3 separate regions of the Homo sapiens genome follow, and regions 2 and 3 are each linked to region 1. Evidence: chromatin loops called from intact Hi-C (ENCODE). Cell type or tissue: chondrocyte. All regions are shown on one strand. Links, peaks and the distances in the headings refer to the core of each region. The heading gives the core; the rest is flanking DNA.

Evidence for each region. A loop is a pair of places that touch in the nucleus more often than their neighbours do. Peaks named below come from ENCODE experiments on the same cell type or tissue, not always from the same donor. Only the 100,000 strongest peaks of a DNase experiment are listed, where the experiment ranks them.
Region 2: it touches region 1 in a loop (2.3-fold over the local background); 9 of 110 quality-filtered maps call a loop at or near these places.
Region 3: it touches region 1 in a loop (2.8-fold over the local background); 5 of 110 quality-filtered maps call a loop at or near these places.

What each region holds. Positions count from the first base shown.
Region 1 is chr18:80,243,610-80,251,985 of GRCh38, forward strand. PARD6G (par-6 family cell polarity regulator gamma) reads right to left here and starts at 3,905. Exons shown (of 3, transcript NM_032510.4): 1 at 3,668-3,905. The coding sequence starts at 3,739. RefSeq lists enhancers at 2,043-2,544, 2,545-3,044 and a silencer at 4,071-4,130. In chondrocyte, for the core only: a CTCF peak has its summit at 4,177; DNase peaks (open chromatin) are centred at 2,823 and 4,085.
Region 2 is chr18:80,168,047-80,176,422 of GRCh38, forward strand. The region is part of intron 2 of PARD6G (par-6 family cell polarity regulator gamma); the gene reads right to left. It overlaps PARD6G-AS1 (PARD6G antisense RNA 1), which reads left to right. Exons shown (of 3, transcript NR_028340.1): 2 at 7,834-7,889. Among named protein-coding and RNA genes, the nearest start is that of PARD6G-AS1, 24 kb to the left of the region's middle. In chondrocyte, for the core only: a CTCF peak has its summit at 3,350 (motif pointing right); no DNase peak of the experiment used is centred there.
Region 3 is chr18:80,193,963-80,202,338 of GRCh38, forward strand. The region is part of intron 2 of PARD6G (par-6 family cell polarity regulator gamma); the gene reads right to left. Among named protein-coding and RNA genes, the nearest start is that of PARD6G, 49 kb to the right of the region's middle. In chondrocyte, for the core only: no CTCF peak of the experiment used is centred there; no DNase peak of the experiment used is centred there.

The DNA.
Region 1 (8,376 bases), core at 1,081-6,080:
TAACACGACAGACAATCTGTGCCGAACATAACTGTGGCACCAGCATCATGACAAGTGCCAATAAGATGACCAGAAACACCAAGAAGGGGTCGGACAGAGAAAGTTTGTTCTGGCACAGGCATCCAGAATGACTTTGTAGAAGAGGGAGCTGTCTAAGAAGGTCCTCAGGATAGGGCAGATTCTCAGAGAAAGCATTTCAGGTAGGGGAAGCCACAAACTAGGGAAACACAGGCCAAAGAAAGCGTGGGCCGAGGGCATGAGCAGCGGGCCATCTACGCTCACGTCTGAAGGAACTCGGGGCTCTGGGCTGAGCACACTGCTGGGAGCGGGGATGAGCTGTGTTTCTCTGGATTTTTCAAGCTCATGCGGACGACAGTGGAATTGACGCAATACTGACGTAGGTAAAGGCGTTGCTAAGTTCGTAGTGGCACCGTGTTGCTTGCTGTCTTCTCCTCATATGAAAATTCATCTCCATTTACCGCCCCCTGTAAACCCCTTCCGATCCCAGCACTGGCTTTTCCGCTGCATTCTAAGGTGGCCAAGGACTCTTGCTCTCCTCCACGTGAAACACCCTAACCCTCTGCGTAGCTCCTCCCTCCCCACGGCAGGTCCTGTGGAAGGAGAGGCCAAAGTCGAAGCTAAGTGGGAAAAGGGTGGTCCCATGAACAGAACTAGGGAATTGGAAGTACATACTGCAGCTGGTTTGGTGAGGAACAGATGAATCACTGGAATTCAGGTAAAAATGTTTGGAGAAGTATAAGGGCTGCAAAATGAGGAAAAGCCACCAGGTCAAGATCAAGACCATATGGCCCCTCGCGCACACACACCAGGGTCCTGTCCCTAAGCACTGGGGACTGACCATCTGTGGCAAATGGTGAATGACAAAAATTCTGAGAGAACCTAAGGCAGTTTTCCAACCCAATATCTTAAAATGCCAAAGAATTCTGACCTGCAGTATTTAACTCAAAGCGCTCTTGTATTCAATGCATTTCATCTTGATAGGTAAGCAGAAAAGGTATCATGCCCATTTTACAGATGAAATAACCGATGCTTGGAAAAGTTAAATGACTTGCCCAAAAGCTCACAAATGCAGTAGGTGGCAGAACCCAGGCTGGACTCAGCTCCCCAGACGCCATTTTCCCCACAAACCAAACCATGGTGTTATGGTGCTACATTGAGGTTGTCATAAGGCTTTGCTGTTATTTTGACAACAGCGGCTCCCTATGGAGATAGATGCTACAGTAACAAATATTAACCATAAAGTGGGTAAGTGGGAAGCTGTGCACAGAAGGAAGAGCCACACGGACCCTCTGGACAAGCAGCAAGTTCAGCCCCATCACGGTGGGGAGGGCACAACAGCAAGTCCAGTAAGGCCCAGGTCAGTGTGGCCCTTCCAAGGACACCCCAGTTCAACCAAAACTCTGGCGCTGCCACTCACCTCCAGACAAGCATCTGCTGCATCTGAACTTGAATCCATGCTTGGGGTGTAAGGCAGCACCCCTTCTTTGCCAAGTGGAGCTGGCAGAAGCAGGCAGGCTGACACCCCAGGGAAGGCAGAGGCAGCCTCTGTAGTGCCAGCAGCCCAGGACTGCAGGATGAGGCCTGGTGAGGGCATGTCCTCCAGACCTACCCTGTGCCTGGTTGAGGCCTCTGATTCTCTGGAGCTATGTGTGTGAGGAGGCAGCCACCCTCTGCAGAGGGCAAATGAGCACAGAAGTGAGTCTTTAACGCTCATGTTAACCAACCAGTCCTCCCTGGTTAAACAGCTGCTGTGAAGGGCAGCAGGAAGGATCCTAGGATGAAAGGGGAAAACTGCTCTGCACCTTGATTGTGTTGGTGGTCACACCACCGCACAGACCTAGGCGTACACGAATGAGTGTGTCACGCTGCTGAGACCCGCTAAGGTCTGTGTCCAGGATACGACAGTGTGCTAGTCACACGAGATGCCACCATCAGGGAGGCTGAGCAAAGGCTCAGAGGCTGAGAACACAGACCTCTATATTCTCTCACAGCTACTTGTGAATGTACAATAATCTCAAAATAAAAAGTTAAATAAGATTACATACCACACGTGCTTATTGTCTACTGTACTAGATAGTGCAGCTCCAGAGAGCTGTGTTCCCACTGAGCTAAAGAAACCTCCCGCCCATGCTTGTGGGCTCTTCCCCTCACCTAACCCACAGCTGGCACACTTGATTTGGGGGAGCTGGGGGCACTTCTGTGCTCCAGAGAAGATGGGTGTGGGGCCGAGGTCATGGGGCAAGGGTAAGGACAGGATCTTATGATAAATGAGGGATTCATTAAAAGACCGTGTACCCCTAAGCAGAGAAGGATCCTGCAACTCACTGTAGCAGGCTGGAGAGGCGGCCATGCTGTTGCTGGGACACCTCCCCGCCTCAATCCTCTGCAGACACCCTGGAAATCCTACTCCAAAGGTCAGAGCAGCACAGCGAGAGGGGGCTGTTGGACTTGCCTCCCCAGAGACAGGGGAGGGAACACCCGCCCTGCGCCCAAGATAGGCACACAGTTAGGGGTGCGGGCTCCCACTCCGCCGTTAGGAGCCTTTCCCACAACTCTGAGAACCGGGGTGCGAAGAAAGAAAGGGCGAAAGGGCCGCTCAACTCCCAGAGAGTAGCCAGCGAAAGACTCGAGGGGCCCCCTCCCGCAGGACCCCGAACAACTGCAGCACCTCCTCAGCCCGCGGGGTCCACCAAGGAGACCCTCACAAACAATAGCATCTGCGGCGAAGGAACCACCCCCGCAAAGGGCAGAAGCGCCAGATCCTACCAGCCAATTACCCAGACGCGCATCGCGACCCGCAAGTTCGGGCACGCTCCGCCCGGGCGCAGGCAGCGGGAGGGGCCGGGCACGCCCGTGGGGGTGGTCTGGGTACGGGTCTGATCCGGGGGCGCGCTCGGGAGGGGTCTGGGTCTGAGCCGGGGGCGCGCCCGGGGGAGTGGGCTGGGTCTGGGGCGGGGGCGCGTCCGGAGGTGGGGGAGTCTGGGGTGGGGGCGCGCCCGTGGGGGTGGGGTGGGGTGTCTGGCCCGGGGACGCGCCCGGGGAGGCGTGGTCTGGGTCTGGGCCGGGGGAGAGCCGGGTGCGTGCTCTGGGTCTGCGCGGGGGAGCGCGCCTGGTGCCTAGATGTTTGGTACCGAGCGGGTGGGGGACGCCGGGCTCGGAGCCGGCGGCAAGTCTCCTCCTGGCAGGTAACAAGCCTCCTTTGCAGCCTTGAAGGCGCCTTGGCCAGGGCCATCCCACGGCCCGGGCCCCCAGAGCCCCCCCACGGCCCCGAATCCGAGCAGCCCCTGGCCCTCAACTCGCCCCGGAAAGGCCGCCCTCCCCTCCAATGTGTGGCGCGCCCCGATCGCCTCTCACTCGTGGAACAAAAGAGCAGCTCCCGCGGAGCGGGTCCAGAGTCTGCCCGGACTGTCCGATGGCCCTCGGCCCTCTGAGCGCCGCGGCTGCCGGGCTTTGTGTCCGCGCGGGGGGCGGGAAGGACGGCCGGGGTCCCCAGTGCGCGTCCCGCGGAGCGGCGCGCGGCGCCCGAACTGGAAAGTTGTCGCCGGCGCCTGTCGCCTCCACGCCGCCCCAGTCCCCCTCCGCGGGGCGCCCCATTCATTAGCCAGGAGACTGGGCGCAGGGCCGCCGGGGCGGGCGGGGGGCTTACCTTGCTCTTGACTTCCACTGCGCTGCAATCGTAGAATCGCAAGGTCTGAGACTTGTGAAAACTTCGGTTCATGGTTTCGGCCCCGGTCAGCCTCGCCGTCGCCCTCGCTCCTCAGGGGCCGCAGAAAGACTCCCGGGGGCGGCGCCCCCAGGCCCCGGCCCCGGCCCCGGCCCGCGCTCGCTTGGCCGGCGGGCTGCTCCCGGTGCTGCGGGCCCGAGCTGGGCTGGCCGCGCGCCTCAGGGACTCCAGGGGCCGCGCGCGGGAGGAGCGCGGGGGACGCCGGCGCGCGCCGCCCCACCTCCCGGCGCCCGCGCCCGCGCCCCGCCCCGCCCCCGAGCCCCGGAGGACCCGCCCATATCCCCGCCCACAGCCCCGCCCCGCGCTCCGGAGGACCCGCCACACCACGCCCCCACGCTGCAGCTCCGCGTCGGATCGCCAGTGGGTGCGCGCCCTCCTGTCCACAATCCCAGAGCCTGGGGAAAGGAGCATCGCGGCCAGCCCAAGGCGTCTCGTTTTGATTGCCTCCACCGAGCAACCTAGGATAGGGGTTGATTTTTGCCATTGTTTTGGGTAATATTCAAGTGAAGAATGCTAACGAGAACCACTGGAGACCTGATCCCAAAAGGCATCACCTGTCAGTACTAATTGTCAAGTTGCTGATGGCCTGGGAGAAGGGTTTTATCAAATAGGCTTAGAGCAGCCTGGCCAATACGGTGAAACACTATCTCTACTAAAAATACAAAATTAGCCGGGTGTGGTGGGGGGGGTGCCTGTAATCCCAGCTAATGGGGAGGCTGAGACAGGAGAATCGCTTGAACCCGGGAGGCGGAGGCTGCAGTGAGCCGAGATCGCATCACTGTACTCCAGCCCGGGAGGCAGAGCGAGACTCCGTCTCAAAAAATAAAAAATAAAAATAAAGGCTTAGAGGGCTTTATTAGATAGCCTATCTCTAGGGAGAGGATCAGAAGCACCTGCCTGATGCGAAAGGAGACTTTTTCTAAGGCAGCTAGAAAAAGAGAACCTGTTAAGACAAAGAATCAATTACTAGCAGCATCAATGAATATTTACCAATCAAGAGGCCTCTGAAACGGGCTTGCTGAAACCAAAGATACAATCCTTGCCCTTGAGGAATTTGTGATGAAGTTCAGAAGACAAGACAGTTTTTAAAAAATCATTTTGAAGTATACTATGAATTGTAATCTACAAGCCATATAATTATAAATCTCACCATACATTCATTGCAAAAGAAACCTGCAGAATATAAAGAAGTGAAAAAACCTGTAAAAATTACCTGTAGTCATGCTACTCAGCAATCAACTGTATTAACCTTTGGTGTATTTTATTTTCACTTATTTTTCTGCATATATATTTGTATATTTTACAAAGTTGTGACCATGCTGTTTATCTCGTTTTACAACTTGCACTTTTCACCTTGTGCTATATAATGAACTTTTTCTTCTTCTAAAAACAGGATCTTGCTATGTCGCCCATGTTGTAGTGCAATGCCATAATCACAGCTCACTGCAGCCTCAAACTCCTTGGCTCAAGCAATCCTTCCACCTCAGCCTCTTGAGGACCACAGATTTGTGCCACCACACAGACTAATTTTATTTTTATTTTTGTTTTTTGTAAAGATGGGGGTCTCTTTATGTTGTCCAGGCTTGTCTCAAACTCCTGGCCTCAAGCAATGCTTCCACCTCTGCCTCCCAGATGTGAGCCACTATACTCGGCCAGAACGGTTTTATTAAATGTTCTTAGAGAAGATGTTTTCTAAAAGGTGCTTATATGAATATAGGCATAATTTATAATCATTTCATTATTGTTGGATATTTAAGATGTTTCCACTGTTAAGCTTTTATATCACACTGTTTTAAAAATTTGCTTATATTCAATGTTTTAAATGGACTTCTAAAATTAGAACTACTAGGCCACAAACTACACACCTCTAAAGCCTTTAACACAAATTACTTTCATAGAAATCTGATTTTCCTTTATTTTTGCTAAGTATTTACCCTGTTATATGCTGGGACTTAGTGCCAGGGAGTACCATTACAAAGCCACTGAGTTATAATCACTGCCCTTTAGAGAAATGCTAGGCTGGCCAGAGGACCGGATATGTAAACAGAGTTCCAAAACAAGGCACGTGCGCAGTAAGTAAGCAAGCAAACAAAAAATGCCAAGAGACACACACTTGGCAAGCAGACTGTGGACAGAGGTGCTGCCATTCTTTCAAGGGAAATTTCCTAAACTGAATGCAAATCTTTGGATTTGAGAAAAGTCACAGGCTCAATGCTGACTGCAAGTTGCCCATTACAGTGGGCAACATTGTTTTGTGGTTAGAAGAGGCTCAGTAATATCCTGAGGGAGGAGCTCCAACTGTCACATTTTAAGAAATGCAGGGACAAAGGAGTATGTGGAGGAATGAACAGCACTGTAGGCAATGAAGGTGGGAGTGGGGTCCACCCAGTAAGCTCGGGGCTTTGGAGTGGGAAGACGCCTTTTAAAGGAAAGGCTGGAAGGCTACGGAATTTCAAGTAGCCCTAGACTTGGCTCTGGACCAGGTTGATGAGAGTGAGATCACTTTGTCAATGCCTGTGGCTCAGAGTGTGGTGTAAGGCCCAAAATCTGCTCCACCTGGCACTTGTTAGCAATACCCCACCCAGACCCACTGAATCAGAATCCGCACTTGAACAAGATCCCCAGGTGATTCATGTCCACACTGAAGTTTGAGAGGTGCTGCTCCTTTATCTTAATCATCTGTTGCTCCACAGTTCTTGATTGGCATGATCTGCAGGCAAAAGCAGGAGGAAAGGCTGGGAAAGCTTGCTGTTGCGTGTGGAGCTTGAGTTTCCAGCTGAGACTTGAACTGGATTTGCTAGGGCTTTGAGCTCTAGGTTCAGGCGGGTATAGACCAAAAAAAAATTAACTGAGCCTTCAGCTGGAAAGGCTTTTACACAGTACAGCAGCCAGATTGGAAAAAACAAAAGCCCTCTCCTACCAGACACAGTGGCTCACACCTGTAATCCCAACACACTGGGAGGCTGAGGCTGGAGGATTGCTTGAGGCCAGGAGTTTGAGACTAGCCTAGGCAACATGGTGAAACCCTGTCTCTCCAAAAAAAAAAAAAAATTAGCTGGGCATGGTGGGACACACCTATAGTCCCAGCTACTCAGGCGGCCAAGGTGGGAGAATTGCTTGAGCCCAGGAGGTCGAGGCTGCAGTGGGCTATGATTGTGCCACTGCACTCCAGCCTGGGTGACAGAGAGAGACCTCATCTAAGCAAAAAGAAGGGAGTGGGGGAGGAAAAGGAAAAGAAGAAAGAAAGAGAAAAGAAAGGAGAGAGAGAAAAGACTCCTCAGATCCTGGCCTGATAGCCTGCCTTTTCACACAACTGGGGGTCATGGGAGCCTCTGAGAGGCTGACTTGTTTCAGACAGAAAATGAGAGAGAAAATAGGAATGGGTAGGGGTTAAATCTTCCTCAAATCACGGCTTCTAAGAACCCATCTAATAACTGAACCATCAGGAGCAAAAAGGAAGTATGTTGTGGACCCAGTAAAATGTATTCCTTGACTGGGTGCAGTAGCTCAAGCCTGTAATCCTAGCACTTTGGAAGGCCCCTCTGCAGTGGCTCATGCCTGTAATCCTAGCACTTTGGAAGGCCCCTCTGCAGTGGCTCATGCCTGTAATCCTAGCACTTTGGAAGGCCAAGAGGGGCAGATTGTTTGAGACTGGGGAGGCTGAGGTGGGAGGATTTCTTGAGACTGGAAGGTCGAGTGTGTGGTGAGCTGTGATCATGCCACTGCACTCCAGGGCATAGCAGAGTGAGACCCTGTTGAAAAAAAGATGAGAGCAGGTTCTTTTATGATGAGAGCAGGCTCTTTTATGATGAGAGCAGGCTCTTTTATGATTGAACATTTGTTGCTGATGTATATGTTCTAAGAAAACATTCTCTAAGATAATTTCGTTGGGTAATAGGAAAGCATCGCTGTAATATTTGAACCAGCAGGCTGTTGCATTTGCAATGCATTCTAATATATTTTCGGATGAGGCAGGCAAAGAACTGATATTCGATTGAAATAAGGAAATGGCAGAGTAGTTATGCCTCATTATCACCTGATTCTCATATAAAGGCATCCCTTCTTTTTACCCTTTACTCTTCCCCTGCTCAAAGAGGCCTCTTCTGCCTTTTTTAAAAATTTTCATTTTTGAGATGGAGTTTCATTCTTGTTGCCCAGGCTGGGGTGCAATGGCGCGATCTTGGCCCACTGAAACCTCCGCCTTCCGAGTTCAAGCGATTCTCCTGCCTCAGCCTCCCAAATAGCTAGGACTATAGTCATGTGCCACGACGCCCGGCTAATTTTGCATTTTTAGTAGAGACAGGGTTTCACCATGTTGTCCATGCTGATCTCGAATTCCTGACCTCAGGTGATCCACTCGCCTCGGCCTCCCAAAGTGCTGGGATTATAGGTGTGAGCCACTGTGTCTAGCCTCTTCTGCCTTTTTGATGCAGTAATATCTTGACTCTCAATGGAAGCTTCATGCCTAAATTGACTTACCAGTAGCTCTTTCAGCAGATGGCACCGTTGGCCAGAATAGAATGAATTCCCTGCATTCCAGAGCCATCTGCCCACATCCTACAAAGTGGCCCTGGTTGCATCCCCTAGATTGGTGCAAAGGGCTCTCTCCTCAACCAGCTTGCGGTGTGACC
Region 2 (8,376 bases), core at 1,436-6,435, 75 kb before region 1:
GTTCTTCCTGAACTCTTGAAGAGATGGGCCGGCCGTGGTCTGCACCCTGAACCCCCTCCCCAGCATCCAAGGGCCCAGGGTGCGTTTGGTGCCAACCACCCCGCCTGCTTCCAGTGAGCTGCAGCTCAGGTGAGAGAACACACAACCTCAGCCTGTCTGCAGTGGGAGGTGCAGGAAGTACTGCCCGCATGCAGCTGCGGTGGTATGGGGACGAGGTGACTGAATTTCAGACAACAATCCGTTTCTCCATCTCTTTAAATATGAACCCTTGCATATGGACTTCATTAGTGAAAAATTCCAAACTTTCTTAGAAATAAAATTTGTTTTAAAGAATACCCCATTTCTAAAATTCCAACTTTGATTTCTAAAATACCTTTTTACAAGAAAAAAATTGTCACTGCTTCTTTTTCAAGCAATATGTTAAATCTGGTATTTTCCACAAAGTAAACAATTCAAGGAGTCACATTTTTTAGGCAACTGTCTAACCACCCTCTCTCCCCATATCCTGTTTTCAGTCAAATTATGTTTGTGTGTGTGTGTGTGTGTGTGTGTGTGTGTGTGTATGTATATGTATAAACTTTTTTTTTTTTGGAGACAGTCTCGCTCTGTCACCCAGGCTGGAGTGCAATGGCACAATCTCGGCTCACTACAGCCTCCACCTCCCAGCAATTCTCATGCTTCAGCCTCCTGAGTAGCTGGGATTACAGATGTGAACCACCACACCCAGCCGTCAAATTAAATTATATTTTCTTCTTCCATTTCTATTTTGAAGTATCCGTAACAAGAGGGGAAATTGAAGTCTGGTCCTATGAAGCTCTCACGGTTACAAGTTTTCAAACTAAAGATTTTCTAAGAAATATTTTCTTACAAATAACCCCTTCTGTTACATAAGGGCTTGACCTGATTTATTAAAACTATCCTGACTCTCTGGCGAGGAAGGGTGGGAACTGCTGAAGGTGCCTCTTCCAAAGGTTTCCAGGGTCCTTCTCTCGGATGGAGCCTGTCCAACTGCACTCTGGGGAAGGGAGAGAAACAGGAAGGCGTCGCCTTCACGCTCCGGTCACTCAGGAAGGTGGCTGTGCATGCCTGAGAGCTTGCACCGGGGTGGAGGTAGCCACGGTCCCGAGACACGCCCTCTGCCCACACCTCCCTACCAGCCTGGCCAGACGCCTGGGGTGCCCAGTCGTCTTCATGGTGGCAGCTGCAGAAGTAATGACAACTCATGGGCATTTGGAGAACGCACCAGGCCCACGCTCAACATTGCATTTGATTCCTGCGAGCGCTCAACAAGGGAAGCACCAGACAGATGCTGAAATTTAGGCATGGCAGCACTGCTTTGCCTCCCTTGGCAGCACAGGGCTGCAGAAGGACTCAGAATTGCGGGGAACCCTCTGCCTCAAGGCGCTCCACCAGGACACAGACACCCCCTCAGCGGCCCCTCTGCTTTTTCTTCAGAATCTGATACATCTGGCCTGGACGGGAGATGGTGCCCTCGGGCGCCAGAGTGTGGGGTCCTCTTCACAGCCACTCCCACCCCAATTCCTGATCTTCCGAGTTTCCTGGCTCACAGTGTTCCTTGTTCTCAAACCGCTCGCTTCACTGCTTCCGATTCAACTTCATTACCTAAAGTGAGAGATACAGCTTCTTTCTTTCCCTCTCAGGATCAATGACTCGGTTTTAGGTCACCATGGAGAGGGGATTCAGAGCTCACGCATCCGCCACACTTGATTTCAGGAGATGAGTGGCTGCGAGTCACCCTGCTGTGAGCCGCCATGGTCCCCTGGTGAATTGCCCAGGCCAAACGCCATGGCCTCACCTGCTCACGGGCAAAGCAGCTGCCAGCTTAAATGGTAAGAAATTAGTAAAGGAAGGAAGGAAGGAGGGAAGAAGCCGGAAGGGAGAGCACGTCTCCGTCCCTCGATGACGGCATCAGGACACACCACGTCGGAGACTTCAGCTGCCAGATGAGCACGGCCTATTAGGGCCTCGTCCGGTCCCCGCTTATCCAAGGGTGGTTAAGACCAAATTCCTTCCCCATAATTAAACAGCATGTAGACACATACAAAAATACCGCAGAAGAACTACACCACTGGGTCAAAACACATGCCAGAACAATATTTCATTTTAAAAGACAACATAAATGTCAACATTTAAAAAGCCTGCCACATAAGGTGAAAAACAAAACCTGTTGTGTACTGACTAGTCTCAGAACTCCTTGGCAGTTTTATCTTTTCCAGAAAACTCTGTCTTCAAACCCCAAGACCTGTCTCCTTGTGGCATCCTCCACAGGCTTGGTCTACAGCATGCATCCTCAGGGGATTCTTCCAGGCTTACCTGGCCACGATCCCCAGCACAGAACAGCTCAAGATCACCGTCTACCCCCATCTGCCAGAGCAAATCTATTTTCCACCAAGAGCAGGACTGTCGGCTGTCAGTCACCAAGGACACCCAGGTTGATAGTTGGAGGCGACCAGCACATTCTGATGAAGTAGGTGATGGTGCCTGCCCCAGGACCTGTGTGCACTGCAACAGGCAGCCTGCAGGGCGTGTGCCAGAGGCCAGGGCCTGAGCAACAGACACAGCGCTGCCCAGTGGGCCCTGCACCCTTGCAGTGAGGGGCAGCCTCAACCAACGAAAACACCACACACTAAGTCCTAGTTTCCATCTAAGAAGTGTTTTCTGGAACTTTAAGCAACATTTTATTTCCACAGATGTGGGGAAAAGGGAACCCTATGGTGCATAATTATTAACTTACTTTAGGGTCCTGTTTCTGGACTCAGTGGACTCAAGTGTAGCCAGGTCCAATCTGTGCACTTGCCTCTGGAATGTTCTGCCAACACCCTTTCCCCAGTTTTGCTGGGGAAGGCTGCAGGCAAGGAGAGGAGGCTATTCCTGGCCCTGACCCAGGAGGAGAGACGGGAAAGGAATGAGCAGACTTGAGCTTAAATTTTCATTGGAAGTATTTAAGAAACACCTCATGTTGGTCCTGGTTCTCTATTATTTCTCTCTATTAAAAATACCACCCCAAGTAATCTGTACTCACTATAGAAAAACTGGAAGTAAAAGTAATAATTAAAAAAATCCCTGAAGCCATAACTCACTCTTCTATTACTATAGTCAGCATTTGCTGTGCCTCGTCCAACAAGCTGGGGTCGCCTCAGGAAAGAAGACTCTACCGTGCCCACTGCCCTCCCTCCAAGTCCTCCTCCTGTGGCGTCCCTCGTCGGGTAGTGCTGCCTTTTGGGAAGTCACTCTGGGTGGGGGTCTCCACCCTCCTGGGAAGTCTCCGGAACAGAAAGCAGGAGACACCGGCGCATCCAGGCCCCATCCCTCCCCGAATTCACGGGCAGCCAGCAGGGGGCGCCACAGCAGCGCAGCAACAGGCACCCGGTTGCCGGCATCACCGGCCCACGCTCGTTCCCTGTGCATTTTGTTTAAAATTTTTGAGAGAAAATTTACATAACATAAAATTAACCATTTTAAAGTGTACAACTCAGTAGCTTTAGCGTGTTCACAATAGAGTGGAACCATTACCGCTAATTACAGCACATTTCCATCACCCTAAAAGAAAAAGTCCGTTTCTCCCAATGCCTTCCTCTCCTCAGCCCCACACCCATTAATCTACTTTCTGTCTCTGTGGATTTTCCTGCCCTGGACACTTCATATAAATGGAATCTTACAACACGTGGCCTGTGTCTGGCTTTCTTTCACTTAGCATCATGTGTTCAAGGTCATCCACATTGTATAAGGAGTTCAGTATTCCATTGTGTTGATATACCACATTTATTCATCCATTAATTTAATTTGGGTTGTTTCTAGTTTCGGGCTATTGTGAATAATGCTGTTGTGAACACTTATGTACATCTGATACGTGTTATATCAAATGTTCATTTGAAAAGGGGGAAGAACGATAGCGTGTTTCTCTTTTGGTTTGGATGTTCAGTCTGGGCTTTCCAGAGACGCAGAACCAAGTTTTTGTGTGGACACGTTTTCCCTTCTGCTGGATATACACCTAGGGGTGGAATTACTGCTCATATGTCTAACTGTTTGAGGAACTGCCAGACTGTTTTCTACAGCGGTTGAAACATTTTCTATTCCCCCCAGCAGTTCTGAGGGTTACGATTTCTCCACATTCTTGACAATACTTGTTTCTGTCTGTCATTATCAGCCATCACAGTGGGTGTGAAGCGGTGTCTCACTGTGGTTTGCATTTCCCTGATGACTGGTGATGCTAAGCATCTTTTCATGTGCTTATTGGCCACTTGAATATCTTTTTTGGAGAGATGTCTATTCAGATCCTTTGCCCATTTTCAACTGGGTTGGGTTGTATGTCTTTTTTTTTTTTTTTTTGAGACAGAGTTTCAGTCTGTTGCCCGAGCTGGAATGCAGTGAGGTGATCTCAGCTCACTGCAACCTCTGCCTCCCAGGCTCAGGCCATTTCTGAGGCTGAGTGCCTCAACCTCCCAAGTAGTTGGAATTACAGGTGCCCACTACCGTGCCTGGCTAATTTTTGCATTTTTAGCAGAGACGGTTTTGCCAGGTTGGCCAGGCTGGTCTTGAACTCCTGACCTCAAGTGATCTGCCTGCCTCGTTCTCCCAAAGTGCTGGGATTACAGACATGCACCACCATGCCCAGCTGGGTTGTCTTTTCTATTGACGTGAGTATTCTTTACATATTCCGAATAAGAGTCTCTTCTAAGAAACATGACTTACAAATGCTTTTGTCCATTTTGTGAGGGGTTCTGTTTTCTCAATAGCGTCCATTGACGTACAGCAGGTTTTAATTTTGATGAAGTCCAATTTATCTAATTTTTCTTTTTTGCTTGTGCTTTTGTTGTTATATTTAAGAAATCATTGCCTAATGCGAAGTCACATCCCTGTGCCATTCTAAGTAAAGTAGCAAATAACATTATCTGTTGCTCTGGTAAAAACAAGCACACAAAAAACCAGAAACATAAATGTCACCATATGCTTGGACCCAGGCTTATGAGAACATTTCCATCGGCCTTGGAGAAGTGAGCCCTGAATATCAGGCATTATTAGTTGTCTGGAACCAGCATGATGTAAAAATGAACAAACCAACTACCCAATGTAGAAAGTCCTTATTAAGAAATTAAGTACCACCATGTTCAGCCACTAGGTTCCCAACATCATGAGCATGTGATGCACACTAGGAAGCACGTTGCTTGGGGCTATGGAAAAAGTTTGTCGTGGAGGACAAAGACAAGACTCAGAACTACAAGGGCAGGGGTCACAGCTGGATACCAACCCAACCTGCTTGGAAAGGGGCAAACGCGGCCGTGCACGGTGGCTCACGTCTGTAATCCCAGAACTTTGGGAGGCCGAAGTGAGTGGATCATTTGAGGTCAGGCGTTTGAGAGCAGCTCGGCCAACATGGTGAGACCTCATCTCTACTAAAAATGCAAAAATTAGCCAGGCATGGTGGCGAGCGCCTGTAATCCCAGCTACTCGGGAGGCTGAGGGAGGAAAATCGCTTGAACCCAGGAGGCGGAGGTTGCAGTGAGCCGAGATTGTGCCACTGCACTCCAATCTAGGTGTCAGAGCAAGACTTCATCTAAAAAAAAAAGGGGGCAAACCCTGGGGAGACCCCACCTGGGAAGGGGAAGAAGGCAAACACTGATGCTTTTTTCTGTTAAATGAATTTCTTCAAACAATGGCTCTTTCCTAAAAACCCCTCAAAGTAAAAATAAAGCGAACCCAGACACACTTTTCTCTGCCAAAAGGAAATGGTGTCTCAGCTGGAGGTGGCTCTGGAGCTGCTCCCCAGCAAGTTTGCTCAGCCTCCTTCAAAGCGCATGGCTACTGCCTCACAGAAGCCACTGAGTTATTAGTCCTGGGGCAGTTTCCAGGTCACAACAGGTCACTAATGCCCGAATTGCCTTGGCTTTGTGGCTTCAGGATACAGGGAAAGGCATTCAGTCTGTAGAGTTAGGGAAGCTTTGCCCTATCCCAGAGCCACCGCCCACTGCCTGGACCAGTGCTGAGCCCAGTGTTGACATCTATAAAATGGGATGTACCACCCTCACTCCACAGGGCTCCTGTAAAACCCCAAGGCTGTGCCTAGAGCCCTCACCTTTTGTGCTGCAGCAAGTTCACAGCCAAGCCTGTTCTTTCCAGGCCCTGTATCCTCTCCAGGTCCACGAACCAAGGGCTGACGTGGAGGCTGAACTCCCACCTCCTCAGGAAAGTCCCAGAGGCTCCATAAAACCTTCCCACCTATTTCCTCCTTGGTCTTCCCAGACCTTGAGGCCAATGACGACTTCCTTTGACAGAGAGGGGAACTGAGGCTGGAGGCCGCTAGGTGACAGCAGGGTGATCGACAACTCCTGGGCTCAAGCAATCCTCTCACCTCAGCCTCCCAAAGTGCTGGGATTACAGGCATGAACCACCGCACCTGCCCACAAGTGCTTTTAATCACGTTTTCCACTATGTCCACCTGGAAGAACTCAGTGCACTGAGAAAAGACTCATGGATGCAGCCCACATTTAGTTCACACTCAGGGGTAACAGCATTATCCAGGAGCTCCGACTCCAGCACTGGGTGATGCAGGAGGATAACCTCCCAAAACCCATGCCCCTTTGCCAAAGTAAAAAATGTTCATTGTAGGCTGGGTGCGGTGGCTCACGCCTGTAATCCCAGCACTTTGGGAGGCCGAGGCGGGCGGATCACGAGGTCAGGAGATCGAGACCATCCTGGCTAACACGGTGAAACCCCGTCTCTACTAAAAATACAAAAAATTAGCCGGGCTTGGTGGCGGGCGCCTGTAGTCCCAGCTACTCGAGAGGCTGAGGCAGGAGAATGGCGTGAACCCGGGAGGCGGAGAGTGAGCCGAGATTGTACCACTGCACTCCAGCCTGGGCGACAGAGCCAGACTCCATCTCAAAAAATAAAAAAAAAAATGTCCATTGTAAAAAAACATGATCTCTCATGCATTTGTCTGTTCATTCCTAACCAATGCTCAGGGAGAGCACCCAACAGAGGCCAGGCTGGGATCAGAAGACTAAACAGACTGGAGAAAATGGATTAAACAAAGCAGAAAGAAAATGCCCCATAATCCTTCTTCCTAACAGTCTAGTACACACTTCCCCAGACTATTTAGTGCAACTAACACATGCTAGATGGGAAACACATAACACTTTAATAATTGTTTTGCTGCAGAAGTGTGAACATAATGTGTGTCTTAGCTCCAGCGGCCATAACAAAATACCACAGATGGTGCAGCTTAAACTATGCACATTTATTTCTAACAGTTCTGGAGGCTGGAAAGTCCCATATCAAGGTCCGGCTTGTAACAGTTTCTGGGGAGGGCTCTCTTCCCGGCTTACAGACAGCTGCCTTCTTCCTGTATCCCCACGTGGCAGGGAGACCGAGATCTCTGGTGCCTCCTCCTCTGCTTACGACACAGTCTGATTAGGTCAGGGCTTCGTCCTTACGATCTTATTTAACCTTCATCACCCCCTAAAGACACTGTCTCCAGATACAGTCAGACTGAGGGCTAGGACTTCGACATCAGAACCTGGGGTGACGTATCGATTCAGTGCACTACGCACACTGTTCCGTAATTGTTCTCTTGCTGAGTGTATCTGAGTCACGTTCTCTGTCAGGGCACAACCCTCGTTCCACCACCGCAGGGACATTAGGTGTTTGGGCTTTTGCCAAATGTTCACCATCACAAAAAAACACCACAGCGAACAACCACACAGACCCGCCACTGAGCAGCTGGGGTGGCCACTTCCTGGATGCACGACTGCTGTGTTTTGTGTTATGTTTTCTGAGAGACACCCTCAGGCTTGTTTCTCTGAAATTCTGCAGGTGGTACCTCTAAATCCAAAAACTCCAAATGTCCACCAGCTCCAGTCACATTGGAGGTGAGTGCCTGCTGGGATGTCATGCTGGTAAGAGTGTGGCAAGTTCTGAGGGGCTTCCTGAGGAGGTGGCTTCCAAAAGGGAGAAGAGGCTGGCTGTACCCGGAGGGTCTGTGGGAGGTGACCCAGAGGTGGAGGAGGAGAGAGCTCCTAGAGCCAGGATGAAGACAGAAAAGCGGGGGTGGGGGGCAACTGATACGTCTTGAAACACAAATTCACATTTTTTCCTGGAAAGTATCCGTGGTATAGAGAAGCACATTAAAGAGGAGGGAACAACATTATAAAGTAGGAATTGGAGCAGATAACTTGATCAGGTTTAAAGTACACACATGTGCTTTTAATCAAGTTTTTCCTTGTGTCTCTACCTGAAAGAGCTCAACCCACTAAGAAAAGACTGATGGATACATCCCACGTTTACTTTACACTCAGAACATATACCTGTTTTTCAAAGCCAGTACCTCTTTATTTCAACTCCAGACCTAATGCCCAA
Region 3 (8,376 bases), core at 1,106-6,105, 50 kb before region 1:
ATCATTTTCCAACAGGAGGGGATGGAAAGTACAGAGATATGGGGCAAAAACAGGAAAAGAAACTGCTGTGCAAGAGGAAATCCAAATCTTGCTTACGTTTCTGGAAAAGAAAAAAGTTCACAGTGGAAATTTTTATGTCTCTGGACTCCAAACTAATATAGGTATACAATTTCTACAACGAGCTACTTTTCATTAGTGTATATTGAACAGGGATCCTCCTGGCCACAGAAAACAACACGGCCTTAATGTGACAGCGCCACTCAATCCATCCTCGGTGCTGAGCACAAGCAAGCGAAATGTGAATTCATTAGTGTGAGGTGCGTGCCTGTCGCTACCTCTGCATCCTCTACGTAAATAAAGGTGCCAAATGGGCCCTAACTCATGGATACATGAACTAAATTTCAAACTTTAGCTGAGAACTTATTCACAATGTTTGACCTTTCTTGAAGCCTCAGTGTCATCATGTATAAAAGGAGGAAACTTATACAACTTGGTTTATTGTGAGAGTCACACGATAATTTTAGAAATCCTTGGTTAGCAGTAGAACATTACGTGTTTCTGAGAACATTCTAAATGTTCTCAGGCAGAGGTTCATAAACGTCAACGTGCATGAGCTATGGACATTCACCCCCCCGAGATCTTAGTTCCGTGGGGTAGGGGTGAGCTCTGGACTTTGCATATTTCATAATCCTGGCTCCAAAATACTAGTGCAGGAGGATCCTAGGCCACGTGGGGAATTATTTCTAAGGGTTCCTGAAGTAACAATGGTAACAGAGGTGAATTTTAGGAAGTAAAGGATGTGAACTAGGAAAGAGATGGACATAACTGAGGGGGGAAATGATACCCATGGGAACAGAGAAACCTGCGTGTGAGGTGTCAGCATGAGGAGACCAGGGGCTCAAGTGAGCCCCTCCGAGGGGATGGCTGTGCTGCAGCAGAGATATGACTAGAGACAACCCTCCTGGGCCGACTGCTAGAGAACAGCAGCGCCACTGTTGCGTCTCACTGTGTGGCTGGGGAATAAAACGGCAGGAGGAGGAGGGGACAGGAAACCAGCTCTGCCAGCCAGAGTCCCACCTTGGACGAATCACTTGAGCTCGAGATGATCATTGGCCTAATATGAAAAGAAAGCCCCAACCTGTGCCTCCACGCTTGGCCTCAGTTCCATCAAACTGCACCCACACAAATGTGTTAATCATCACACAAGCCACTCTGACATGACAGAAACAATGACATGGCCATTTTTACCACACAACACTCTGGCCAACTGACAGGTACAATCTGCTCACGGGCAGCATCCTTTTTGCTAGACTTGAACTCTGCAGACCTGCAGCTCCTCATCCACCGAGGCCAGGCTGACAGGAGCGTCCATGAATACAAAATGCCAGGTGCTTGGAGCAGGCGGGAATCCCTGTTCCCAGGGTGGGCAGCCATGTACCTGGCCCCCCTCGGTGCTATTCCGGCAGGAAAGCAGCCTCCCCCTGCACCTCAGGCCAGACCCTTGCCGGCCTTCACTGCAGCATTCAAGAGGGAAAATTCAAAGATCAGGAGTTCCTGTCCCACACAATAAGAGTCTTCAAAGATACATATATATATATATATATATATATACACACATTTTTTTTTCTTTTTTTTTCTGACCAGGTGCGATGGCTCCATAATCTCAGCACTTTGGGAGGCTGAGGTGGACGGATCACCTGAGGTCAGGAGTTCCAGACTGGCCAAAATGGTGAAACCCTGTCTCTACTAAAAATACAAAAAAATCAGCCAGGCGTGGTGGCGCGTGCCTGTAGTCCCAGCTACTCAGGAGGCTGAGGCAGGAGAATCGCTTGAACCTGGGAGGTGGCCGTGTCAGTGAGCTGAGATGGCACCAGTGCACTCCAGCCTGGGCAACAGAGCGAGACTCCATCTCAAGAAAAAAAAAAGTAAACTTTTTTTTTTTAAAGTAAAAAAGAACCAATTCAAACGTTACTCTAGAGCCCTGCAAAAGAGTGGTCCCCTGGCAATATATATATTTTAGTTCAAAATACTCATACCTTTTAACCCAGCAAGAACATTTCTACCAGTTTCCCTTAAAGACAGAACCTGACAAGTATTTTAAAATATACAACATAGTTTATAATAAAATTGTAACAATTTAAATAACAATTAATAAGGACTTGGTTATACTTTGTTAGAGCTGTGTAACTGATATGTCCACCATTGATGTATGTCTACATACATCTACAAAAAGACAAAAAATATGGTGGTAGGTTAAAATAATTGCTATGCCATGTATATTATGACCCTGTTTGTGTAAAACTACGTCCAACTAACCACGTCTACAGTGAGAGGCCTGGAATGATTCTGCCAAAATGCAAAAGTCATTGCCTCGGGGTGGTGGGATTGCTTCCATGTCATCCAAATCTTGTTTTACAAATATGTTTTAAACAGAAGAGCTTTTTTAAAAACAACAAAGTTTTATGAAGAATTTAATGATGGATATGCTTATGATATGTTAGGTCTTTAAAGATAATCCAAATTATAAATACATTATGGGTTTAAATTTAAGAAAAGTAAGAAAATCACAGACTCCAAGCAATATAAACTCTCACCATTTACATACAAGGTGTTTTGCTGGGACTACAGGAGAATACAAGTTAGTCATCTGTTTCCCTCTCTGTTCCCATTGGCTCAATTGGAAGAGAATCAAGGCAGAGAGCAGGGCGGCTGCTCACAGCGCCTGCAGGGCTCGGCTTCATGTGGGCGCCCTGGAGGACAACCCTGGATTCTTCTGGAGGGGGGCCTCTGGCTCTGTTTCTTTTTGACAAGCTACATCAGCACATTTTCTCCTCCCTCAACACACTCCTACTCTAGCGTGAACGCGGCTGCAGGAATTTCATCTTCTCCACATTCCCACGGTGGAGTGGGAGACTTTTTTCTTTTATTAAAAAAAAAAAAAAAAAAAAAAAAAAAGAAAATCCTCCAAACACACAAACTTCCAGGAATCTGTGGCAATTAAAGCAGCAAACATGTCTCATGGAAAACCTCCTACCCCAGAGGGCAAAGCCCACGTTCTGTCTGTTCCCATAAGCACATGGACACAGTGAGGCTAATTCAGCAAAAATATACCTCTTCCCTGCCCCCAAGAAACAAAACCTCAAGCCCCTAGGCGGTGTCCGAGGAAAGAGACTACAATGGGGCGTGGAATGCAGAAATTGAATTCTGACGGCTTAACTGAGGGCTTCCTGATGAGCAGTGAACCCTCAATTTAAAAACCAAACATACCTCTAGCTATTTCCCTAAGAATCCAAGAAAAACAATTATAAGCAGGATTTCTATGCTTGATACTTGAAAATCCTGCCAGTGTCCATAACAAGATTCTCAATCATTCCATACCCCTTCCTTTTTCTAGTAACTCACTTAAGTGAAATCAGAGCAAAATACACCCCATCGGGCAAATTCTGATAAATCAAATAGTTTACAACTGTGTTCTCCTCATTCTAGGAACCCAAAAGAATGCCCAGAATGCCAAGAACAGTGAACAGCCATACGCAAACGGGCAATACTGATGTTAGCTTTAAAAGTAAGGAGTTCAGAGTGCTCTGTGCTGAACATCTTTCGGTGTAATTAAGCCTTCATATTCCTGAGGAGGAGCTACTAAGACACCCTACCAAGTCCTGGGCTGTGCCTGGAGGTGAGTAACCACACTGCAGGGTATGCTAGCATTTGCAGAGTTTATTTGATGGATAAGCAGGGAAAAGTTACTGTTTGCACTTCCTGTTTATCCTGCTAAAAATAGAGATGCTCCAAGTATCAACTTGGTTGTGCATTCTCTGGCAAGGGCCAGCTTCCCAAAACATTCCTGCACCCTTGGGGAGGCAGGGGAACAGAGAAGCGGGTCCTTAACACTTAACACATTCTGTATTTACAACCTAAATACGCAGACTCAAGTCCAGACCCTCTCATCGTGGCCAATCCATTCTGGTAACTGCTGTTCTTCTCACTTAAATGGGCACAGCGATACAGAGAAGGGCAAAGACAGCTGTCATGTGTCCAAGGGAAAAGCCCATGGCTTTTCACAGTCCCTGGCCAGATGCAGCAGAAGCCTAGCAAATAAAGAAGAAAGGCAGTGAAGGCCTAAGGCTGGGTCCTTTTGCCCCCAAATGCCATGTAGTCGTTGAGAGAACGTCCGGAGAGAACGTCCGGATCATCCCAGGAGAATGAAAAACAAGTCATTCCTGGCCTGTCGTCTGAGCCTCAAATGCAGCCTCTCTGCAAGTGGGGCTCTTAACCTGGTATAAGCCGAGAGCCCTTTAGCAATCTGATGATGCTAGGGAACACCTTTCTCAAAATAACGTTCCTAAAGGCATAAAATAAAGCACAGGGGATTATAGAGGAAATTATTTTGAAGACAATTATCAGAATAGTAAAACAAATGTGTGACAGATTACTTTTCTTATTCATGCATTAAATAACAATATGTACCGTTGTTTTTAAATAATGATTACTGTAAATGATATTTAGGATATTGGAATGCAACTACCACAGGATATGAAAATATCTCATTTTTATTGGTAACAAAGTGACAGGCCCAGCTAGTCCCATTGGGCTGTGCTGAGTGCCTTCCCAGTGAGGACAGGGAGACAGCTGGGGATGCCACACTCCTGTGCCCACCTGGGGCACTCACCAGGCTTGGAGCCCTCTCAGAGAAGCACAGGAAGTTTCCTATTACCAGGGGAAGAGAGGATTTTTTTTTAAAGTTTTGAACAAATATGTTTATTAAAAAGTCAAAGTATTCACATATGGAGAATGGCTGAATTTTGGAAATAAAGGCTGGAGATAAACCCAGAAAACCTTACCCAGGGCCATGGCTCAGATCCAGGGGTCTGATCATCAGCCTGTCCGCCCTGGTAAGGTAGACAGTCCTTTCTATTTTTAACAGCTTTATTCCGAAATAATTCACATAAACTTCACCCATTTAAAGTGTAGAATTCAATGGTTGTTGGTATTTATGCAAATCTCTAGTTCTAGAACATTTCTATCACTCCAGAAAGAAACCCCCTCCCTCCCAATTCTCCCCACCTCTCAGCCCCTGGCAACCATGAGTCTATGGATTTGCCCATTCTGGACTTTTCACATTACAGAGGATTCTTGTCACGTGTAGTAGTTTGTTCTCTAAAGTTGACATGGTCACTGAATTACTGAGCATAGAACCATTGCTTCCGGGGGACACAGGGTTAGGTTCCTGTTAGCCTCTGGTCACAACATTTCATCAATACACAGTCCTTGAATAATGAGAATCAACTTCCAAAGTCATCATACAATATGGGAACTTTTATGTCCGGCTTCTCTCACTCTTAAACATACGGTTTCTGAGGTTCATCCATCTGTAGCATGTGTCAGCGCATCATTTTTCATGGCTCGATAACATTCCACTGCATGACTAGACACACACGCACATGCGCACACTTTTTTATCCATTTATCAGCTGATGGACGCGTGGGCTGTTCTCGCCTTATGGATATTGTGAATAATGTTACTATGAACATTCGTGTACTTTTTGTGTGGGTGCATTTTTCCATGTGCTAGTATTTTGCTGAAGGGTTTTTACATCTACATTCATAAAGGAATGCTGTTCTGTAGTTTATCACTGTGTCTTTGTATGGTTTGGAGGAAGAGATTATTTTAAGCAACAGATTAATTTTTCTTTTTTTCTGAGACGGAGTTTCGCTCTGTCACCCAGGCTGGAGGGCAGTGGTGCAATCTTGGCTCACTGCAACCTCTGCCTCCTGGGTTCAAGCGATTTCTCCTGCCTCAGCCTCACGAGTAGCTGGGACTACAGGCACATGCCACTACACCTGGATGATTTATATATTTTTTAGTAGAGATAGGGTTTCACCATGTTGGCCAGGCTTGTCTCGAACTCCTGACCTCAAGTGATCCACCCGCCTCGGCCTCCCAAAGTGCTGGGATTACAGGCGTGAGCCACCATGCCTGGCTGAGCAACAGATTAATTTTTTAAAACATAATTGTGGGTTTATTCCAACATGTATTAGGAGAATGCTGACTTTTCCTCTGTGATAGTAAATTCCCTCTTAACATATATTTAAATAAAATACGTCCGTGTACAGAAAGTTATTAAGTAAATGACACAGTGGGTACGGCTGCAGTAGAATCTTGAAAATAGCATGACCGTGACTGACCCCTCGACACCCCTGCTGCAGTAAAAAGGCTGTGGGATTGAGTGTTGCCTCTCAGGGGCCTCAGCTCTGCCCCAAACGCAAACACACAGATTATGAAACATCAGCACAGATTACTATGCAGGGAGGGTGCCTGACTGTGCACCGGAAACAACTGCCCCTGACTGCCACCTGGAATGTCGTCATCTTTACAGTCAAATCCACTGAGGACAGCGAGAGGCAGCTCTGATTTTCCCAAAGACAGGACCGAGGGGCCAGTGAAGGGCTTGTCATCAGCAGATGTCGCTGTTAAGCTCTGACAACAACCCCAGAGACAGGCACTACCACCCGTGCCACAGATGAGGACGGTAGAGCTCTGCGGGATGAGGCGTGTGTTTGTGTCACAAAGCCAGGGAGAAGGTGGGGTCTGAGTTCAGGTCTCCCTAGCTCCACACTGTAACATGACAGAGGAAGGCAGGGGCTGCTGGCGACACGCTCACGCTATAACCACGAGAGACTGAGAAACCCTGAGCCAGCTAGTTAAACTGGGCTACTACTCTGAGGGCAGAGGAAGAAGGAAAAATAAATGATGAAGACTGAACACAGGGCCCCAGCCAGCAAGCTGGAAAGAGGCAGAGTGTCCGAGCTGCTGCTGGAGGTTAGCACGTTCCCATGGGCAACACACAAGCCCACTTTCTGGTCCCAGCCCAGCTTTGATGCATCCCCAGTAGAGGGTGCCAAGACGCCTGGGGCCCACCTCCAAAGGGCACAGTGCCTTCTGCTGGCCTTCACCCCAGCTCCACAGTCAGCGGGACAAAAAGACTTGTTTCCTGCACGATGGGCAACAAAGCCTGTGCGCACATCTGCAGTTTACACACCTTCTTCACACCATTGCTCACCCCACACCATGTGAGCAAATGCTGTGACCTGGGATGGCAGGGGCACAGCCAGGAACACACCCCCACCCTACGCTCCTGGTCGGGTGGAGACAGACGGCAAACCAGCTCTGGGAGCAATGGACAGAGCCCAGAGGAAGCCGAGTAAGAGGACAGAGGACGACAGGCAGAGGGGAACACGGGCTCATCAGATCAAGCAGCTGAGACCAGGCCTTCCTGAGAAGGCAGCCTGTGAACAGATACAGACACCCAGGCAATGTGAAGGGGTAGAGAGTTCCAGGGCAGGGGGCAGGGGGCACAGGCCTCCATTCCAGGACCAGCCAAGCAGCAAGCAGCCACTGCAGAGGGCAGCATACAGAGGACCGAGGTGTGGCACGCTGGAGGCTGTGCAGAGCCATGCAGAGACAGCGAGGGTCCTTGCCCCCAGCAACCCCGAAGGACTGATGTGGAAGCTGAAGCTCAGCCCGTCCCCCAGGCCACTGTGAGGAAGTGACAGCTGTGTTGACTTCTCAGCACCGTCAGCAGGATACCCAGGCCCAGTGAGAACTGCAGATGCAGAGTGTTCTGATCTTGTGCCAGAGAATCTGTCTGAAGTGAGGTCAACGAGTCTCCTGCCGTTCCCTTCATCACCACAAATGGGAATAACAGCCATAGCTAGTATTTACAGAGCAGGGACGAGGAGCTGGCAGCACGCTGCTCAGCATCACCCTCACAGAAACTGGATGGGGGTTACTATGAGGACCCTCGTTTTGCAAAGCAGGACGCTGGGGTGAAGGAGGCGGAGGGCCTCGTCTGAGAACTCGCCCAGCCCGCCTCCCACCCAGCACCCTGCTGCTGCTTCCTCTAGTCTCAGCTCAGCCTTTCCTCCGGGAAACCTCTCCTAGCTGTCCCAGAGACTCTGGCAGCAGATCCATGAGGGCAGACAGGGCACACTGCAACCTCACCTTGCAACTGTCACCACTGGCTGCTTGGTTCCTTGAGGTGGTCAGTGTTCACCACCTGCACCGTGGGGCCGCCCAAAGGAGAGGCAGTCAGTTATAAAAATGCCATTTTCCCAATATCAAGCCTCACCTGCAGGTGCTTCTTTCTTTCAGCATATTATTTTGAAACAACAAGGTTCTCCGAAGTTTGGAGATGGAAAAAAAATCTAAATGCAGTCCAGAGACGTGAGCAGTATGAGGTCCCACAATAAGTCAGCAGTAGGGCACCCCTTCCCTTTCAGCCATTAACCTATGTTAGTAATTTATTTTAACATAAAATGATATTATTACTTATAGCGAAACTGGGCCTCAGAGCTAAAAGTTAACCAAAGTTATCAT